Linked DNA regions of Homo sapiens: region 2 is linked to region 1. Evidence: chromatin loops called from intact Hi-C (ENCODE). Cell type or tissue: A673. All regions are shown on one strand. Links, peaks and the distances in the headings refer to the core of each region. The heading gives the core; the rest is flanking DNA. Region 1 has its middle 86 kb from the start of LINC01739. Region 2 overlaps ITGB3BP (integrin subunit beta 3 binding protein).

Region 1 (2,917 bases), core at 253-2,752:
TTGCAGATTTCCTGCACATTCGATGATGTCCGTTAGCCTTGGCACCCCCATAAACATCATGATAACCGAAAATACTTCTATTAACTCCCTTTGTGATCTGGTTGATTTTCATAAACCAGGAAGCAAAAGGAGGAAAGGGTCTTTTCGGAAGCAAGTTGCCAAGGCTTTTGTTTTAACAGCTGAGAATCAAATGGAATAGAATTAATCTGATAGAAGGTGGGAAAGATGCCCAATTTCCCTTGCCTGCTTCAACCCTATAGGCTGGAAGAAGGAAATACTCACGTTTCCAGATGTCCTTGTACCTAGTGTTGATCATAGACAGAGTCTAGGCAGGAATTTATAAGTGGAAGTCTGCTGAGGGCCCTGGGAGGGAGTTGACTTTTCTTGATTAAAAAAAAGATAGAAATGGCACATCCTTTTCCTGTCCCTCCTGCCTTGAATATAAATGTGATGGTAGGAGCTACAGCAATTATATTGCAACCATAAGCAAAAACCTGTTTGAAGCATGTCAGCAACCACCTACCTTCAGACTTCTTAGGGGGTGAGTAAAATAGTCTTCCAAGCCTTATTGTAAGTACCAGCAGAAAGTGTTTCTGATACAGCACTATGTAAAATGATATTTGTAAAGTTTACTTGGTAATACAGAAATATTTTTATAATTTAATACTGGTGAAAAAGCAGGATACATATGAGTATGTAGGGGTATTTCCACTATATAATCCTTCCTTAAATGCTACAATAACTTATTCACATGCAAAAAGGTACTCACAGAAATTATTGCAAATTGTTAAGAGTGGGGTTTTTTTTTTTGCATGACTAAGGCTTATTTTTGTTACATTTTTCTAGTCTCTATTTTCCAAATTTGCTTTCATAAGTCTATTGCTTTTAAACAGAAGAACAATGTGTGTATATAATACACACACAGACACAGACGTGCGTATATTTGGAGCTAGTGCAGCCTCTGGGTGCAGTAGTGAAAGGAGAATGTCTAGATCCTAAGATCTTCTCACTCTCTCACTTCTCACTCAATCCTCTCACTCTATTGAGCTCCCTTGGGTGTGAGTGCAGAGCTGTTGAGGGGTCTACAACGCAACGTGATGAGAGTACAGGAGCACTGTGATCATTCGTCTTGTGATAATTAAATTGTGAAGCAGAGAAGCACAAGAACTATCTTCAAATATGTGCAGGACTCTCATGTGGAAATGGATATTAGTTCTTTCCATCCTTTATTCATTCACGCCAAGTATTGACAGGGGCCATATGACAGGTAATGGGTGAGCCCACTATTAACCCCAAGCAGCCGTGGTTCCCTGCCTTCATAGAATGGGCAGTTTATGAATGGAAAATAATAATTTATCACATAATTACAAAACTATACCACTTTCAGTAATGATAAAACCTATGAAGAAACAGTAGAGGGAGCTGTGAGAGGCAGAAACCTAATCTAGTTTGGGGAGTTAGTCTAAGACTTCCCTGAAGAAGCCTTGTTTGAGCTGAGGTCTGAAGAGCTAATTAGAAAAAGCAGACAAGAAGAGGGTTTCAAACAAAGGCATTATGCAAAGGTCCTGGGGCCAGTAGGAAAGTTGCCTACCTGAGCAGAAAGAGGCCTGGGGCCTCTGCAGCACAGAGCATGAGGGCTTGAGTGGCCTGAGATGAGGCTGGTGAGGCAGGCAGCGGCCAGATCATGCAGAATAAGGACTCTCAGCCTTAGGCTCCCTAAGAACCATGGGTCATCATGGTGGGTTTTAATCGCAGGGGAGGTATTATTTGCATGGTGAAAAATTCCCTTTGGTTGTACTGGATGTGCAAGTGGGTGGGGGTGAGTAGAAAAACCTCAGTTCTTCATCACTCCAGAAGGGACTAGAGTCCATGGAAGGAAGTGACAAGAAGAAAGATTTTGGCTAAATATGAGAAAAAACTTTCTAATGATGAGATAAATAAGAACTATCACAGATTCAGCCATGACAAATTGGGAGACACTATACTGAGTTCACACACTAAAAATTTTTTTCATTCAATTCTCACAACAATCTTAGAGGGCAGAGACTGGTGTCATGCCACTTTACAGGTTAGGGAATGAGGCTCAGAGAGGTCAAGTGACTTACCAAACATCACACAGGCAACAGGTGGTAGATCCAGTACTGGAACTGAGTTCTGGCTACTGCTAAAGTCCTTTCTTCATCGCTAGGCTAGGCAACAATGCCTCCCTCCACCAAAAAAGACCCGCTCTCCCAAGTGGGAAGACGAAAGTGGTGACCTCCTCCTTCAAGGGCTTCCTGACCTGGGAGCTTTTGCGTTTCCAAGAGTGACAGTGCTTGACCTGCTTCACCCGCACCTGGACATGGCTTGGACTCTGAGAAAAGGAGGCTTTTCTCCTTGTGTCCTTTCCTAGGGAGCTGCAGATGTCTCTGTCCTCCTTCCTGCCTAAGATCACCCCCCAGAAAATCGTATTCTCCTTATAGCTTGGAGACTCCCTCTTTCCCACAGTCCTTGGAGAGAAGCCAGGGGCTAAGAGCCCCGCTCTGGAGCTTTCGGGAAGCCTCCTTGGAGGCTGCCTTGCCAGGGAGCTCTGCCTTCTGCTTTCTCTCAGGCCCTGGGGGAACGCGACTCCATTTCAGGGCTGAGGAGATGAAGAAGAGGAGGCTCGTGGAGGCTGACCTTCTGCGGACCTGAGCCTATGCCAGTATAAACTACCTGGATCAAAGGAGCAGCATCCTTTGCTATCGGATGTCATTGGTTCACAGGAGAAAAGTGAGAGATTAAGAAGTTATCAAGTGGCTGGGCGCAGTGGTTCACTCCTATAATCCCAGCACTCTGGGAGGCCGAGGGGGGATGGATCACCTGAGGCCAGGAGTTTGAGACCAGCCTGGCCAACATGGTGAAACCCCATCTCTACTAAAAATACAAAAATTAGCCG
Region 2 (2,917 bases), core at 418-2,917, 520 kb after region 1:
CCTCCCCTTTATTTTGGGAGTGACAACAAAAACATGATGATGACAGAAAACACCACAGAATAACTGAAATTTAATATTTCAAAATAATTTGGAATGGATCACATATTGCCCCTTAATAAAGGTCTTTTCTTTAAATTCAGTACTCTTTGTAGTTTAGTTCAAAAAAAACTTCATATTTTAAACATTTGTACTGAAAAAATACACTCTAATATTTTATAAATGGTGTAAAATTTTAAAACCTTGAAAATGTTTTTTTCTCTATAAGCATAGGAAAATAAAAACTCACTCCTGAGATAGAGGCTACACAATAGACTAGATAAATCTTTAAAAAAATTTCTACAGAATCTATAAATTAATAAGCAGCTGGGGCTTTAAATGGGAAAACTGGTACTTAATTCCACTCATCATTACATTTAATCTGAATTTCAGAAAAACACAGAGTTCTACCAAAGGTGCCACTTTTATACATGCTTTATTAAGTCTACCCACAAATGCTAAAAGTCCACAGAAGTGTATGTGGTACAGAATATAAGTCAAGATCTTCCTCTCCATGTTGGCTTACATTAAAGAGCCAAGAAGAAATGTATTATTTACATTGAGATTATCTACTGGTGCGTGTAGAAAGTTTAAATTAGCTGCAAGAAATTTTATCTAGACATGCACCTGCCAACTGCTACGAGCTGGTATTTACTGGGCAGATTAATTACAAATATTTCTCTGTTCCTTTAAATATGATCAGGCAGATGCAGAAGTTGGTGCTCATGGTGAGTGCATTTCTTCTTAATGCCTGTGAGATATAAAAGATAATTATATTATCAAGAATTAGTTAACATGCACGTCATACATGACTTAAGAAGTGATTTTAACACCTAATAACAATCTAGTTTGGTACCTAGTTTAGTTAGATGCTGCTGGCAACCTCTCATTTGCTTTTTTCTTTTGAGACGGAGTCTCACTCTCCCCCAGGCTGGAGTGGAGTGGCATGGTCTCGGCTGACTGCAACCTCTGCCTCCCGTGTTCAAGTGATTCTCCTGCCTCAGTCTCCTGAGTAGCTGGGACTACAGGTGTGTGCCACCACACCCAGCTAATTTTTGTATTTTTAGTAGAGACGGGGTTTCACTATGTTGGCCAGGCTGGTCTTGAACTCCTGACCTCGTGATCTGCCCACCTCGGCCTCCCAGAGTGCTGCGATTACAGGCATGAGCCACTGTGCCCGGCCTTATTTGCTTTTTGATTATCTTCACTAGTAACTGTCAATATGACTACTCTGACATAGCACTCAGTATTCTTTACCTTATGTGACCATACTTACATGAGATACTTCTCAGAGAATTTTAAAACTCCAACAGGGCCTACAGAAAACTTATTTACATGCCTTTGTCTATAAGCCTTAGGGGCCTTTCAGCAGGTGTTTCCTCCAACAGCTGCCCCCCGCCCAAAAGACAGTATTTACTATGACAGATTCCTATTCAGAATATGTCCCTCTGGGGACTCCTAGTGGTGGTAGAGGCTCATGTCTCTTCAGCCTTAGAATCCTTCTGTGAGAGAAAGCCCTTGAAGGAAGCAGCCTTTGGCAACTAATGGCATACATTACCACAGGGCATGTGGGAAGAGATCTTTAAAAATGACCTAATAAGGCTGGGGGTGGTGGCTCATGCCTGTACTCCTAGGCCAAGGCAGAGGGACTGCTTGAGCCCAGGAGGTCAAGGATGCAGTGAGCTATGATTGCACCATTGCAGTCCAGCCAGGGCGACAGAACGAGACCCTGTCTTTAAAAAACAAAAACAAACAAACAGATAATCCCATCCTGAGGTGATCTGTCTGCTGTGAATTCCCATAACACTGCTTATTCTTCATTTGGTACTTACAGTAGAGAATAATACTTCTCAGTCTGAAGGGGAAGAAACTTCTGTCAACTCTTCCTCTGTACTCCATGGAAGTGTGACAAATTTGATTGGCCAAAGTCCAGAACATTCATTGGTCTACATTTTACTAGTAACATTACACAAATTCTTCCCTCCTTGTAGTTTCCCTATCACTGTCTACTCTCAATCCCAGTGGACCTTTTTTATTATAATACTTCCTAATTTCATGTAGTAGGGAGACCAACCCATTCTATTGTGCTGACCTGCAGTCAAGCATGTAAAAGGCAGGCTTGTGGTCTTCACAGCATTAACAGTCACACGGACTTGGGGGTCTATTTAAAAGATCCAGCTTTTAGGTTCAGTAAAGTGCACAGAATTCAAGATTTAAACTTAGTGTGAGAAAGAAGAGGTTGCATTTCTGCTTTAAGGCAATCTACCTTAGTTACCCCAAGCTTCTACTAGAGAGCCTGCCATGTTGGGGGTTATCAATTCCACCACCAATCAAGTTGATACTTTGATCCTCATTGGATGCACAATCCTTGTTTGTACTTGTTATTGGCCAGAACTTAGAAGAGTCTGAACTTGTATCATTTATCATAACTTGCCTTATATTTTGTGTCCTTATTAGGTTTCAAACTGTCATAATACACAGCGCTTTGTTCATACTAAGCCTCATCCTTGTGTTACCCAAGTGATTCATCCACATTGTTACTAAAGTATCCCAATATCCCGTTATCATTAGCCAAAATGTTTTTCTCTTCCCATCTTTTGATGGTCTTAGCACTCTGGCTGTGGCCTCTGGGTTGCTGTCACCCTTACTTTCTCTCTTATTCTAGCATTGTTTCACAAAGGCTTCACTTTTTAAAGGCTCTGGGAGTGAATCTGTATGGGACAGTCCTCCCCACTGAACAATTACAGGTCAAGAGGAATAATCACTGAAGTGTGACAGAGGGCTGGAGCAGTTGTGCAGGTAGGGAAGTTGGCCACGGTGATATCAGGAGTACTGTCAGGTTTCTAGGGCATAAGGACAAAATCAGGAGTTTCATTCACAT

What was found. Hi-C counts contacts between places; a loop is a spot of excess contacts. Peaks named below come from ENCODE experiments on the same cell type or tissue, not always from the same donor. Only the 100,000 strongest peaks of a DNase experiment are listed, where the experiment ranks them.
Region 2: it touches region 1 in a loop (4-fold over the local background); 2 of 110 quality-filtered maps call a loop at or near these places.

What each region holds. Positions count from the first base shown.
Region 1 is chr1:62,925,459-62,928,375 of GRCh38, forward strand. No RefSeq gene overlaps it. Among named protein-coding and RNA genes, the nearest start is that of LINC01739, 86 kb to the right of the region's middle. In A673, for the core only: a CTCF peak has its summit at 1,405 (motif pointing right); DNase peaks (open chromatin) are centred at 1,453 and 2,503; H3K4me3 peaks cover 424 bases; H3K27ac peaks cover 2,500 bases.
Region 2 is chr1:63,440,317-63,443,233 of GRCh38, forward strand. It overlaps ITGB3BP (integrin subunit beta 3 binding protein), which reads right to left. Exons shown (of 9, transcript NM_014288.5): 9 at 454-787. Among named protein-coding and RNA genes, the nearest start is that of ALG6, 74 kb to the left of the region's middle. In A673, for the core only: a CTCF peak has its summit at 1,502; a DNase peak (open chromatin) is centred at 1,485.